Linked DNA regions of Homo sapiens: regions 1 and 3 are each linked to region 2. Evidence: read pairs that join two places in POLR2A ChIA-PET (ENCODE). Cell type or tissue: HepG2. All regions are shown on one strand.

Region 1 (5,000 bases), 69 kb before region 2:
GAGCAAATGGATTTACATTGTTCGCTGTAGTAATTTTCCCTTTGTCCTCCCTCTCTTTTTTTTTTTTTTTTTTTTGAGACAGAGTCTCACTCTGTTGCCCAGGCTGGAGTGCAGTGGCATGATCTCGGCTCACTGCAAGCTCCGCCTCCCGGGTTCACGCCATTCTCCTGCTTCAGCCTCCCGGGTAGCTGGGACTACAGGCGCCCGCCACCAAACCTGGCTAATTTTTTGTATTTTTAGTAGAGACGGGGTTTCACTGTGTTAGCCAGGATGGTATTGATCTCCTGACCTCATGATCCACCTTGGCCTCCCAAAGTGCTGGGATTACAGGCGTGAGCCAAGGTGCCCAGCCTGCTCTCCCTCTTTTCCCTCCCTTCTCTTTCCTTGCCTTTCTTCTCTCTAGCAGCCGCACTCCATCCAGAAGATGGGCTCAAGTAACAGTAAATAGGCAGCAGACAGGTCAATTCTAGCAACAATATATTTTATACAGCTACGGAGTATCCAAATAGACTTCCTATAGTTTAGAACTATAAGCACCACAAAGAAATCCTGCCAGAACTCCAAGGAACAATGAGTACACACTAATATTAACCTGTAGTTTCCCTTCCTAGGAACTCCGCTATATATAGGAGCTCTCTCTTCTGGTCAAACAGGTCTGCCTACCGTTCCCCAAACACAGCTCACAGCTTCCTGTCACCTGAAATGTTTGTCCCTCCATCTCCTTTATGACCCACGTCCAACTCTGCCTTTCTGTTAAACCTACCCTTTTCTTCTGCGTCTGAACTTCTGGCATCTCATATCTGCATATGGCATTTAGGAGAAACTCCCTTGTAGTTACTCAGGTGAGTGTCTCTATCTGTCCTGTTAGCTTAGAATCTTCTGGAGTCAGGGACCACCTCTAACTCAGATTATCAGTGGGACCTTGTAGAGTTCATCAGCTGTGATATAGTGGCCAAGTGAACAAGTTCTGGAACCAGACTGCCTGGGTTCAAATCCAGCTTTGTTATTTACCAGTAGCCGGCTAACCTCAATTATGTCACTTAACCTCTGTGTGCCTTAATTCCCCTGTAACATGAGAATATTAATAGTGCCTACTTTGTAGGGTTATTTTGAAGATCAAACAAAGTAATACAAAACAATTTGAACATTGCCTTTAATGCATTAAGTACACGGGAAACGGTAGTCCTCTCTATCCATTACAACTTGTACTCTCAGCGGGAAGAATGGTGTTCAGCCTGTCCCCCACCCACCATGATGTCCAGCTCAGTTTTGCCTTTTACCAAGTTTACCAGGCACAACTAAAGGATTCCCTATCTGGCTTTAAATGTCCTCCATACTCTAAGCCTCTTAACTGACTGACAGTTTCCTCCACAGCCCCTCAACACAGTCCTGCCTCCTTACTGGCTCCCAGATATGCCTTGCTCGTTCCTACTCTGTGCCTTCACTCACACTGTTCCTCCTCCCTGGAATGCTAACCCGGTCCTTCCCCTTCCAGCTCCTACCTGTCTTTTACTTCTCCACTCAAACCTCACTTCCTCTAGGAAGCCTTCCCTGATTACTTCAGTTTATTCTCATCATTCCCTTCTCTGGACTCTCTCAGGAATCAAAGTTAGTGAATACGCACTGATATTTTTCACAACAATTTATTGGGTCTTGGTCCCCTCTCCTCCAGAAGTTCGGCAGGGCATGATAGCTCACACCTGTAATCCCAGTGCTTTGGGAGGCTGAGGCGGGCAGATCACTTGAGGTCAGGAGTTCGAGACCAGCCTGGCCAACGTGGTGAAACCCCATCTCTACTAAAAATACAAAAATTAGCTAGGCGCCTGTAATCCCAGCTACTCGTGAGGCTGAGGCAGAAGAATCGCTTGAACCCGGGAGGCGGAGGTTGCAGTGAGCCAAGATTGCGCCACTGCACTCTAGCCTGGGTGACAGAGTGAGACTGAGTCTCAAAAAAAAGAAGTTGATAAATCTCTTATGAACAGTTGGGATGTTTTCACCTCCTTTGCCACCTGCACCCAGCACGTAGCCCTATGCTGGGTTCCTAGTAGGTGTCCAATACTCATGGATTGATGTATCCATATGCCCAGGTTTGGCTAAGGGAAGCTGAGGCCCTGGCTCCCTTTCTAGCAGTGAGCTCAAGCTGGAGTGAAGAACAGAAGGCAGGGGGCCAGTTTCTCTGCTAACTTCCCTTGTTTCTCCACTGCCATTCAGGCCACAGAACACAGCAGGGTCTTCAGGTAAGCCGTCAGTGGTGCAGACCTTGAAACTAGACTGATCCCTCAGTTAATGGTTGACAGTCTCTGTTTACCTTAATGATTGCCAAGATTCATTACTGAACATGATACACTTTGCAGTTCAACTGCCTTGGCCTTGAGGGTAGAAAGCAATTTCTGAGGTTTTAGGGTTCTGGGATAGGATTAGAAATACTTGGGTCCATCCCCAGCCACTCAGGATGTGGACAATAAGCAAGTGGCCGGAGGGCACCCTGGTACTGCCATATGGGTGGGAAGCACTGCCAGCTCCCACCTTGACCTCAGGTGCCAGCAGGCATCACCCATGGCTTTTTCCTCCCCATTGTCATCTAATGTGTTTATTTATTTATACTTTTTGTAGAGATGGGGTCTTACTATGTTGCCCAGGCTGGTCTCAAACTCCTGGCTTCAAGTGATCCTCCCGCCTTGGCCAAAGTGCTGGGATTACAGGCATGAGCCACCATGCCCGGCCCTGTCATACAGTTTTAGAGGCTGGGAGCTAGAAGGGTTGACCAGGATGGCAGCCTGTACAGGATCCCTCTCTGCAGCTTGCCCGCACTGTGGATCTGCCTAAGGCCAGGGCATGGGGGAAGCCTGAGGGATGCTGAGGAGCACAGGTCCAGCTCAGTCTCCCAGAGAGACTAAACATGGGTGGGTGACAATGATGCCTCTCTTCCTCTGGGACAAGGCAGTGACTCCAGGCTATGTGATCTGTCTCTCCAAACCCATAGGGAGCTCAGAGGATCAATCTTGTTTAATGATTGTATGTGGGAGGAGGTGGGGCTGGTTAATGTTTGTCTGGTTCCTCTTGGGCTGTGGGCCATTTCTGGCTCTGGCCCTGGGTTCGTTGTCCCTCCCCTGGGCTGGGCTGACAGTACCTGGTGGCATAGGGCAGACACGCCTGCAGACATTCTCTGGGAAAGGGCAGCAGCAGCCAGGTGTGGCAGTGACAGGGAGGTGAGGAGACTGGGGGCTGAGGGAGGTGGGCCAGGGAGGGCTGATGTGGCACAGTGGGCCGGAAATAGGGGCCGGGTCTTGCCTTCTACTGACCTCCGCCTTCAGCCACTTAGGTCCCTTCCATGCTTCCCTCTGAAGCTGGGGTGAGGCCCCTCCTGCCAGGTGCCAGACTTGCTTAGCCTCTCTCTGCAGCCTCTTTCCAGGTTCAACATTGCTTTTCCTCTCACTTTTTTTCCTCTGGCCAAAGATTCCCCTTATTCCCATAGGGCCAGATTCTCAGGAAGACTTGAGGGACCCCCTAGGTGCAAGGTGGCCAAGTTTGTCTCTCTGAGACATTTCCTGCCACACAGGGTTAGGGTTTAGTGGGAATGTTGGGCACTGCCAGGTGCTGTTTTCCTTCCTTGATTACAAGGCAAGCCAGGCATGCACCCAACACGGGGCTGCGAGTGGATGAATAAAGCGTGCTCAGCGGGCTGCAGAGGGCTAGCCAACAGGGCCAAGGATTTGGGAGCGTGTGTTTCCACTTTCTTGAAGGAGGCAGACTGACTCAAGCTGAACTTGGAGTAATTGATGGTTCGGAGATTTTTTTTTTTTTTTTGAGACGGACTTTCACTCTTGTTGCCCTGGCTGGGGTGCAATGGCGCAATCTCGGCTCACTGCAACCTCTGCCTCCCGGGTTCAAGCGATTCTCCTGCCTCAGCCTCCCGAGTAGCTGGGATTACAGGCATGCACCACCATGCCTGGCTAATTTTGTATTTTTAGTAGAGACGGGGTTTCTCCATGTTGGTCAGGCTGGTCTCAAACTCCCAACCTCAGGTGATCTGCCCGCTTCGGCCTCCCAAAGTGCTGGGATTACAGGCATGAGCCACCACGCCCGGCCGGTTTGGAGATCTAAAGGAGGGGTGTTCCCCAGCTGTTTGAAAGTTGTTGCAGCTGTTGGGAATGGCACAGCAGAATGTGTAAACTTAGAAAATGAAATGAGGAGAGGAGAATACAGACAAGAGGGGTTTTAATGGAGAGAAGTATAGATTAGAATGCAGCCTGGCAATGGAAAAGGGACCCAGGCTTGGGTGAGGGGCCAATACGATTCCTACTCTGAGCTCCAGCACTTGCTTACCACCTGTGTAGTAAGTTACTCAGCTTCTGTTAGCCTTCATTGCCTCACCTGTGAGTTGAAGACAATAGCTCCTGGCTCACGGGGTTGTTGTGAGCGTGAGAGTCTGTGAATATACACACAGGGGGCACTCCATAAATGGCAGCTGTTATAATAACCCAAGCAGAGAGCAACAGGAAGTCAGGTGGGTGATGGAGGAGTAAGGGAGTAGCGTCCAAACAATGGGGAAGGGAGCTGGCATAAGCAGAAGCTCTCTGAAAAGACCGCAGCAGAGAGGGGGAAAGAACAAATCGGAATGAGCTAGACTGGACCTGACCCAAGCCTGGCCACGGAATATGTATGGCAGGGTGGAGAGGCTAAGTCCAGTGACTGAGATATTGCAGAACTGCAGGGTGGAGGCAAGAGAGAGAAGCAGGGGAAGGGGAAGAGAGCTGGAGGAGTTTGGCCTTAGCCACACCAAACTGATGAAGGCAGCCAGAAATTCCTAAGGAAATCTCAAAGAAAGCCCCATGTCCCTTCCTGACCAGTGACTGCCTGCGAAATGGGGGAGGGAGCATGGAGTCCGAGGCTGAATGTAACCTCATCCATCCCAGCCCACCCCTCTTCCCCAAACCCCAAATCACAAGGATTTTCCTGTAGTTGGAAGGATAGGGAGGAGGTGGGGGCAGAAACAGAGA
Region 2 (5,000 bases):
TCAAGGGTGTTCTTTCCTGCGAAGCCATTCCTGATCTACTCAAGCAGATCCATGTTACCCTTTACTGCTACTGTACCTCCAATATGCTACTATTATTTTATTTGTGTAAGGTATTGCAATTATTGGTTTACATGAACATCTTTACACTTATTTGATTAACAACGTATAAATTCATTAAAATTTTATTGAATCCATAGTGGTTTTTTGTAATTATGGATTTTCTCACTCAGCAGATACTAAAAACTATCATGTGGCAATCTGTAAAATGTTTGATATTAAAAAGTAGTCCTGGCCAGGCACAGTGGCTCACGCTTGTAATCCTAGCACTTTAGGAGGCCGAGGTGGGCGGATCACTTGAGGTAGGAGCTTGCGACCAGCCTGGCCAACATGGTGAAACCCTGTCTGTACTAAAAATACAAAAGTTAGCCGGGCGTGGTGGCAGGTGCCTGTAGACCCAGCTACTCGGGAGGCTGAGGCAGGAGAATGGCGTGAACCCGGGAGGCGGAGCTTGCAGTGAGCTGAGATCGCGCCACTGCACTCCAGCCTGGGCGACAGAGCAAGACTCTGTCTCAAAAAAAAAAAATTGGCTGGGCATAGGCACGGTGGCAGGCACCTGTAATCCCAGCTACTCGGGAACTGAGGCAGGAGAATCGCTTGAACCTGGGAGGCAGAGGCTGCAGCGAGCCGAGATCACACCACTGCACTCCAGTCTGGGCGACAGAGCGAGACTCCGTCCCGCCGCCAAAAAAAAAGTGGTCCTCCACTGGGTGCCCTGGCTCATGCCTGTAATCCCAGCACTTTGCCAAGTGGAGGCGGGATTCCTTACACCCAGGAGTTTAAGACCAGTTTGGGCAATATGGTGAAACCCTGTCTCTACAAAACATACAAACCCACCGTGGGCGTAGTTGTGCACTCCTGTAGTCCCAGCTACTGAGGAAGCTGAGGTGGGAGAATCGCTAGAACCTGAAAGGCAGAGGTTGCAGTGAGCTGTGTTTGTGCCACTGCACTCCAGCCTGGGTGACAGAGCAAGACTGTCTCTAAGTAAATAAATATAAACAGTACATACATAGAAAATAGAAACGCAAGAAAGTGGTCATAATTGCTATCTCTAGAGAATGAATGGGGGGGAGACTTTTTTTTTGAGACGGAGTCTCACTCATTGCCCAGGCTGGAGTGCAGTGGCGCAATCTTGGCTCACTGCTAGCTCCGCCTCCTGGGTTCACACCGTTCTCCTGCCTCAGCCTCCCGAGTAGCTGGGACTACAGGCACCCGCCACCACGCCGGCTAATTTTTTTTTTGTATTTTTAGTAGAGACGGGGTTTCACCATGTTAGCTAGGATGGTCTCGATCTCCTAACCTCGTGATCCTCCCGCCTCGGCCTCCCAAAGTGCTAGGATTACAGGCGTGAGCCACCACACCCGGCCAAGACTTTTCTCTTTATACTGTTGGGTATTGTTTGATTTTTCTTTTTTTTTCTATGAGTAAGTATTAGTTTTCTTCTTCTTCTTTTTAATTGAGACGGGGTCTCACTCTGTCACGCAGGCTGGAGTGCAGTGGCGCGATCTCCACTCATTGCAGCCTCTGCTTCCCGAGCTCAAGCTATCCTCCCACCTTAACCTTAACCTCCTGAGTAGGTGGGACTACAGGGACACTCCACCACGACAGGCTAATTTTTGCTTTTTTTCGGAGATGGAGTTTCGCCATGTTACCCAGGCTGGTCTCGAACTCCTAGGCTTAAGCGATCCTCCCGTCTCGGCCTCTCAAAGTACTGGGATTATAGGCATGAGCACTGCACCTAGCCGGAATTAAAAATTCAGGTTCTCAGTTGCATTAGTCATATTTCAATGGCCACTTATAGTTAGTAGCTGCCATATTGAACACAGCAGACATAGGACCTTTCCATCATTGCACACAGTTCTATTGAACAGCCCAAGTCTAGATCATTGTGTCCCCACATAAGGTGGTGCCCATTGGGATACCCTGCAACCCTGAGTGTGAATTAATTAATGGGAATTAACAACACATACTTATCAATTGATCCTTGTAGTCCTTGGTTAACCACGGGGGCGGGGCGAGTTAGGCATTACTGAAACAATGAAGGTTAGTTACTGATAGGCCTCCTATGGAATATACAGTCTGATCTAGAGGCCTACAATATATCCATGGCAATGATGACACCTGTTGAATCTCTCAGTAAATCATAGGAACAATAGTGATGTTTGGACTGCTAGGTTTTCTGGTTACCATGGAAATGAGGGTGCTGGTTACAATTCTGTGTAATCACGCAGAGCCTAAGGTATGATGCACCCCCTCCTCCCCCACCCCGTCTGTAACCATGACCAAAGAGTTGACTATTTCAGTTGCGTTTCCCGAGTAGCCCCAGCAACAGGAGAAGCATCTAGAAATATGATTAAGTATGGGGTGTCAGGATGCAAGCCCTAACAAGGAAGTGTGAAAAAAGAAACATGGCGGGGCATTTTTTTCAGTAGGAAAAGGCCAAATCTATTCCATTGAATACAATGACATTGTTACTCTTGCTTCTTGCACAGGCGCAGTGCAGGACTGCTCCGAGCACGCCTACGCGCGCATTTTCTCCCCTTCCTCTCCCTCTTTCCACTTTCCTCTCCCTTTTTCTCCTCTCCTTTCCCCCTCCCACCACTTGGTCTTTCAGTCTTTCAGTCAGTTCGTTTAGGTCTCTCCTTCCGACCCCCACCCCCAGCTCCTCTCCCTTTCCTTTTCCCCCTCCCCCTTTCCTTTCCCGTCTCACGCGCCAGGCCGCTTGCACATGCGCATTAGGTACAAAGCCTCGCTCTTTGTCCCCATCTGTCGTTCACACGAACTCAAGCCTTTGGCATTCGGCAGCCAATAGAATCTAAGAAATGGCGGAAAAATGATTCCGCCTCGGGAGCTAAACCTTGATTGGCAGTTTAGCTAACCAATCGAGAACGCCATTTTGTACCCCTTGGCAGGCACCGAGCTCCGTCGTCTCGTTTCCGGCGGTCGCGCGCTCTTTTCTCGGGACGGGAGAGGCCGTGTAGCGTCGCCGTTACTCCGAGGAGATACCAGTCGGTAGAGGGTGAGTTTTGGGACGTCTTGGTTCTTGTTTGGGAGGGTAGTGGGATTTCTTGGAACAATCAGCGAAGGAAGAGGCTAGGGCGAAGCTAGGTTTGGAGGGTGGATGGCGCTTCCGAGGCCCCTTGAGGCCTTGTCTCTGCCGCCACACTGCCTTCTCAGCCCACCCGCGGGGGGCCACCTTTCTCAACTCGCTTCGCTTCGGGCTTTCCCCATTTTCGTTCCTGCCCTGTTTCTTTGTGCAACTCATCTCCGAATCTTACCCGTGTCAGTAAGTTGCCGGCCTCTGAGCCGCCCTGGGCCCGACGGTGTGGGGTCTATTATGAGAGATCGCTGAAGTCGTGGTTGGTTAGAGGAGGAGGCGCTTTGTCGGGCGCTCCTCCTCTCGGCCCCGCGAGGCCATTAATTCAGAATGGGCAAGTGGGGCCCCTCAAGCGATATTTCTTTGTCAAAACTCTTAGCTGGAAAGTTCCTCTGCATATCCAGAGCCCGCCGCTTTCGTAGTCAGATTTCTGTATGCCCTTTTTCTAAAGTCCTAACCGCCTAGCTCCTTGACGCATTTATATAGCATCACTTTTTAAAATGAAACTTAAATTTATGGATTTCGCATCGAGTATTTTATTTTCCAGTTTGAGAAACTCTTACCATAACCTGACACGTTTCTTTGTGTTTTTAACAGAGAAGTCGAGGTTAGAGGGAACTGGGAGGCACTTTGCTGTCTGCAATCGAAGTTGAGGTAGGTGTAAGGAAGGGATAGGGTTGCCAGACAAAACACCGGGCACCCAGTTGAATTAGAATTTCACCTACACAACCAATTATTTTTAAGTATATGTTGCATAGTTTTCAATTAAATTTCAAATTTAATTGTGGGTTGTGTATTTTATTTGCTAAATCTGGCAACTCTAGTGGGGGGGCCCTGGTTATATTTATACTGTGTCCTTGTCCACCTTCCTTGTTATTAAATGAAAAGTCCTAAGAAACTCTTAGAGAAGGACCTTAGTTCATTTTACAGCTTTCAGGCTGGCCATCCAGGCAGCCATCTCAGTCTTGTAAATTTATACCAGATTTAGATTTCAGATATGTGTGATGTAGTGTTTGGTCCTCTACCTAAACATTTGTTTAACTGTAGCATGCCCAGTGGTTAGAGTCTTTCTCAACCAGCAATACGTGTTTTCTCTCAAAATTCTTCATCAGGATTATTAGTCTCAGGGACACAAGTAGACAGTAATCTTTGCTGCTGATCTTCGTGCTGTGTTCTCTTTTCAGAGGCCCAGTATTTAGGCGACAGTGAATTTATTACTCTGAAGAGGGTTCTGCACATATTTCCAAATTATATTGGTGGTCATCAGAAGTAGGTGATAGGAAGAAATACTTCTCAAGGTACTTGCTACTTGGTGGGCACTGTTATAGGTGCTTTATTATGATAGTCTTCACTAGTGCATTCCATCCTGGGCCTCTCCGGGGCCAGGGGAAGAGAGATGTTTAACACCTGGAACCCAAGTAGGAAAAGATTTGATTCTGATGCCCACCTTGCCCCATCCCCAACTATTTCCAGGGTGGACTTTAGATTTTGTATGTTTTAACTTCCTGCTTTTATATCTTATTTTTTAAAACACTATTTTCTTTTTTTGTTGTTTTTTTTTAAAGGTATCTCATTTGCCATGAAACTGCTACACCTGCTCATGGCGTTTAAAATCCTTACAACTTTTTGAGAAAACGACGTTGCACTATGTGGCAAGAGTCACAGGATAGATTCTATTTTTAAGAATTTATCCTATGGAAATAATTAAATGGAAATAAAGCTGAAAGCCAGAAGACATTTACTGCAGCGTTATAATAGGAAAAGCCAAAAACAACCACCTAAATGTCTTATAGTAGGGAGTAGTTTAGTAAAGTAGTACATCCTGGTGAACTTTATATAGTCATTA
Region 3 (5,000 bases), 55 kb before region 2:
CTTCAACACTCTGTGCTTCTGGGATTCCTGAAAGATTTCCCCAAGTAACAGTGCATTATCTTCCCCCAGCCTCACAGGGGTTTCCTTAGAGTCACTGCCCCCACAAATAGCCTCTCAGAGTAAAAGTTTCCCCCATGGCAAGTTTGCCTCCTCAGCTTCCTTACCTCCGAACAGGAGAAATTATTTGCCACTCCCTCTCAGAGTATGTGGACTCCATGTAGGAAGTGCTGGATATCAGAAAGGGAGAGAAAATCAGACACAATCTCATGTGAATTGTTCTCCCTTGAGACAGTTTTTCCTCTTTGGAGAGAAAGCATGGAAGTTTTCTTTATTTGAGATTTCTCCTTTAGAAAAAAAAAAAAGGAAGACTGGATGTGGTGGCTCATGCCTGTAGTCCCAGCACTTTGGAAGGCCAAGGGGAGAGAATCACTTGAGCCCATGAGTTTGAGACCAGTCTGAGCAACATAGAGAGACCCCATCTCTACAAAAAAAATAAAATAAAACAATTAGTCAGGTGTGGTGGCATGTGCCTGTAGTCCCAAGCTATTTCGGATGCTGAGGTGGGAGGATAACTCGAGCCCAGGAGGAGGTTGAGGCTGCAGTCAGCTGTGATCACGCCACTGCACTCCAGCCCGGGCCAGAGAGTGAGACCTTGTCAAGAAAGAAACAAAGAAAGAAAAGGAAGGAAGGAAGGAAGGGAGGGAGGGAGAGAGGGAGGGAGGGAGGGAAGGAAATGAGACCTTTAGAGGCCGAAGCAAGAGGATTGCATGAGGCCAGGAGTTCAAGACTAGCCTGGACAGCATAGCAAGATCCTATCTCTATTTTTTTTTTTTTTGAGACGGAGTCTCGCTCTGTCACCCAGGCTGGAGTACAGTGGCGCGATCTCGGCTCACTGCAAGCTCCACCTCCCGGGTTCACGCTGTTCTCCTGCCTCAGCCTCCCGAGTAGCTGGGACAATAGGCGCCCGCCACCACGCCCGGCTAATTTTTTTTTGTATTTTTAGTAGAGACGGGGTTTCACTGTGTTAGCCAGGATGGTCTCAATCTCCTGACCTCGTGATCTGCCCGCCTCGGCCTCCCAAAGAGCTGGGATTACAGGTGTGAGCAACCGCGCCCGGCCTCCCATCTCTATTTTTAAAAAATTGAAAGAAAGAAAGGAGAGAGTAAGTATTCCTTTCCACCACACTTAGTAATCCCTGAGAGAGAGCTTCCTCTCCCTTAAAAGAGGAACATTCCTTTCCTACAAGAAATTTCCTTTCCCCTTAGAAACTGACATTATGTTCCATCAGAGGAGAGGTCCCCACCCCCTCACGGTGAGAGAGATTCCTTTTCTTATCGAAATCCATCCTTTTCACCCACAACAATACAACAAACACATCCCCTCTCCATACAACATGCCATCAGGAGAAAGATTTTCTTTTTAAAATTCCATCCTGGTCCTGGTCGGAAGCAGGGAACCTCATGCCCTCTCCACATTGAGAAATGCTAACCCCCACCATCACATCAGAAATGTAGTTTCTCTTCAAAGATTCTACCAATCCCCCTTGGAAAGAGGCTCCAACTCTATATCAAGGCTTTCCTCTCCAGGGGGCAGTGGTGGGACAATAAAGCTATCAGGCTGGGTGTTACAGCCCAAGTGGGGGACACAGGATTCTTGGGTCCCATGAACCAGGTAGGAACAGGCCCAAGGAACCTTGAGGGGAGCTGGTGGACACAATGTCTCAGGGAGGTAGGAGGCAGAGTTAGACTGACTCCAAGACTGACTTTTCAAATCAGGCTCTGTCACAAGAGTATAAGAGAGAGACACAGAGGCAAATGAGGCATGCTCTCTGCCACGCAGTAGAAATTCAATGTGCTGAGTGACCTGGGTTATGAAGAGGACACTGGAATTAGGAGACCTCGTTCTCCACTGATGAGCTCTGTCCCCTTGGACACGTGATATTTACCCTCTCCAGGTCTGTTTCCTCATCTCCAATAGAGAGTTAATAATAACCTCTCTACCTCTTTCACAGAACTTTTTTGAGAATCAGACAAGATGTGTTCAAAAGCTGGTTATGAACTAACGGTAAAGTAAGGTAAGATAGTATCATAAGCACTGAGACCATGGCCTTACGACATGCTAGAATTCTCAATGAGCCAGAAAGGAGTGAGGCTGGTTCAGGTAGGCTGAAGCTAGTTAAAACAATTTGGCAATAATAGTGTTGGCTCCCCCAGGGAGTGGACACCAGTCCAAACAGCAAAGTCCAAGAGAGGTTGCAAACCTGAGCATGATTCATTTAAGGGTCAATATTCAAGGGGTCTGATCAGGGGGCAGAAAAGGCATAGTAACAGGAAGCTCTTGCATGCTGTATCTCATGGAACTGGTCCTTTTAGGAATGTCTATGATCTTTTAGAGGTGTCTATGCACAGAGATGCCAGGAGCTGGGGGGCAAAGGAACAGAGGCAGATGAACTAGGAGAGTAATCAAGGCCTCCAGCCAGCTGAGTTGGGGTTTGAAAGCAAGCTGTGGTATCCATAGAGAATTGGCATGGCAACCACAAACTGGTTCAGATGTTCAATCAGATAGCCTGGGTGCACACAGTGGGGGCTAGAGGGGAATGCTTGCTCCATTTACTGATTCCAAAGTACTTAAATGCCAGACCTGGCCTATGGTGCAGAAGGGGCTACACAATCGTACCAAGCTAAGCTCCTGTTGATTCCTGGAGTAGGCCAGGGAGAATGTACAGGGTCAAATGGAAAATGGATTGGGACATTCCAGCAAGGGGCAAATAAAACAGACAAAAAATACCCTACAGATATGACAGGAATTGGCTGGGCACAGTGGCTGTTGCCTGTAATCCCAGCAATTTGGGAAGCCAAAGCAGGCAGATCACTTGAAGCCAGGAGTTCGAGACCATCCTGGCCAACATGGTGAAACACTGTCTCTACTAAAAATACAAAAATTAGCCAGGCGTGGTGGCACATGCCCATAGTCCCAGCTACTCAGGAGGCTGAGGTGGGAGAATTGCTTGAATCCGGGAGGTGGAGGTTGCAGTGAGCCGAGATCGCGCCACTGCACTCCAGCCTGAGTGACAGAGTGAGTGAGACTCCATCACAAAAAAAAAAAAAAAAAAAAAAAAAAGCCAGGCACGGTGGCTCACGCCTGTAATCCCAGCACTTTGGGAGGCCGAGGCAGGTGGATCACTTGAGGTCAGGAGTTTGAGACCAGCCTGGCCAACATGGTGAAACCCCGTCTCTACCAAAAATACAAAAATTAGCCCCGTGTGGTGGCGCACGCCTGTAATCTCAGCTACTTGGGAGGCTGAGGCATAAGAATCGCTTGAACCTGGGAGGCAGAGGTTGCAATGAGCCGAGATCATGCCACTGCACTCCAGCCTGGGTGACAGAGCGACTCTGTCTCAAAAAAAAAAAAAAGGTATGACGGGGGTGATACCTTCAAACTTGTGTGTTTGGAAGGTCAGCCAGCAGCTGCATGGAGACTGGATTGGGGATTGAAGACTGAGACAGATTGACCAGGTACTGCCAGGTGCAGTGGCACACCTGTGGTCCCACCTACTTGGGAGGCTGAGGTGGAAGGATTCCTTGAACCCAAGACTTTGAGACCAGTCTGGTCAACATAGTGAGACCCTGTCTCTAAAAAAAAAGACCAGTTATGGAGCTGTTGCAATAGCCCAAGTGGCGCCTGTAGGACTAGGACAGTGGCAGAGGAATATGAAGAGGAGACAGGTGTGAGAGACATTTTGGATGTAGAACCTACAACAGGACTTCATGTCTGAGTTGTGGGGTGTGGAAGAGCCAAAGGTAATTTGAGGTTTCCTTTCCCTCCTTTGACTGGAAAGCTCCTAATCATTCAAAACTCATCTCAAACGTCGTTTCCTCTGTGAAGCCATCAACTCTTCTTTCCCCGCTGATCAAGTCCCTTGGAGAGACTCTCCAATTCAGACCTCCACTCTGAATTCCCACAATATGACTGTGGTGTATGTGATAAGAGCGCTTATCACATTATATGGTGCCAGGTGCGGTGACTCACACTTGTAATCCTAGCTGCTCAAGAAGATGAGGTGGGAGGATTGCTTGGAGACCAGCCTGGACTACACAGTGAGACCCCATCTCTAAAAAATACCACCACCACCACCACCACCACACACACACAAAAAAGAAAAGCACACAGGCCAGGCACAGTGGCTCACGCCTGTAATCCCAGCACTTTGGGAGGCTGAAGCAGGCGGATCTGTTGAGGCCAGGAGTTCAAGACCAGCCTGGTCAATATGGCAAAACCCTGTCTCTATTAAAAATACAAAAATCAGGCAGGCGTGGTGGTGGGCGCCTGTAGTCCCACCTACTCAGGAGGCTGAGGCAGGAGAATCAGTTGAACCTGGGAGGCAGAGGCTGCAGTAAGCCGAGATCGTGCCACTGTACTCCAGCCTGGGTGACAGAGTGAGACTCTGAAAAAAAGGAAGGAAGGAAGGAAGGAGGGAGGGAGGGAGGGAGGGAGGAAGGAAAGAAAGATTAGCTCATAAAATCTGTCTTAAAAAAAGAAAGAGGCCAGGTGCGGTGGCTCACGTCTGTAATCCCAGCACTTTGGGAGGCCTAGGCAGGTGGATCTCTTGAGGCCAGGAATTGGAGACCAGCCTGGCCAACATGGCGAAACCCTGTCTCTATTAAAAATAGAAAAATCAGCTGGGCCTGGTGGCACTCGCCTGTCATCCCAGCTACTTGGGAGGCTGAAGCAGGAGAATTGCTTGAACCCAGGAGGGGGAGGTTGCAGTGAACTGAGATCATGCTATTGTGCTCCAGCCTGGCTGACAGAGCAAGACTCCATCAGAAAGAAAGAAAGAAAGAAAGAGAGGAAGGAAGGAAGGAAGGAAGGAAGGAAGGAAGGAAGGAAGGAAGGAAGGAGAAGGGGAAGGGGAAGGGGAAGGAAGAGGGGGAAGGGGGAAGGGGGGAAGGGAGGGAGGAAAAGAAAGAAACTATTGTGTGGTAATCACTTGCATAAGCTTA

Evidence for each region. ChIA-PET counts read pairs that join two places held together with the same protein. Peaks named below come from ENCODE experiments on the same cell type or tissue, not always from the same donor. Only the 100,000 strongest peaks of a DNase experiment are listed, where the experiment ranks them.
Region 1: POLR2A ChIA-PET joins it to region 2 with 25 read pairs; 10 of 35 experiments call an interaction of 5 or more read pairs at or near these places.
Region 3: POLR2A ChIA-PET joins it to region 2 with 30 read pairs; 8 of 35 experiments call an interaction of 5 or more read pairs at or near these places.

The regions. Positions count from the first base shown.
Region 1 is chrX:71,212,082-71,217,081 of GRCh38, forward strand. It overlaps a transcript of GJB1 not described here. Among named protein-coding and RNA genes, the nearest start is that of GJB1, 8.6 kb to the right of the region's middle. In HepG2, no CTCF peak of the experiment used is centred here; DNase peaks (open chromatin) are centred at 2,260, 3,020 and 4,490; H3K4me3 peaks cover 1,998 bases.
Region 2 is chrX:71,280,646-71,285,645 of GRCh38, forward strand. It overlaps NONO (non-POU domain containing octamer binding), which reads left to right and starts at 2,990. Exons shown (of 12, transcript NM_007363.5): 1 at 2,990-3,076; 2 at 3,752-3,808. In HepG2, no CTCF peak of the experiment used is centred here; DNase peaks (open chromatin) are centred at 2,256 and 2,886; H3K4me3 peaks cover 2,522 bases.
Region 3 is chrX:71,225,992-71,230,991 of GRCh38, forward strand. No RefSeq gene overlaps it. Among named protein-coding and RNA genes, the nearest start is that of GJB1, 5.3 kb to the left of the region's middle. In HepG2, a CTCF peak has its summit at 1,584 (motif pointing right); DNase peaks (open chromatin) are centred at 1,920 and 2,290.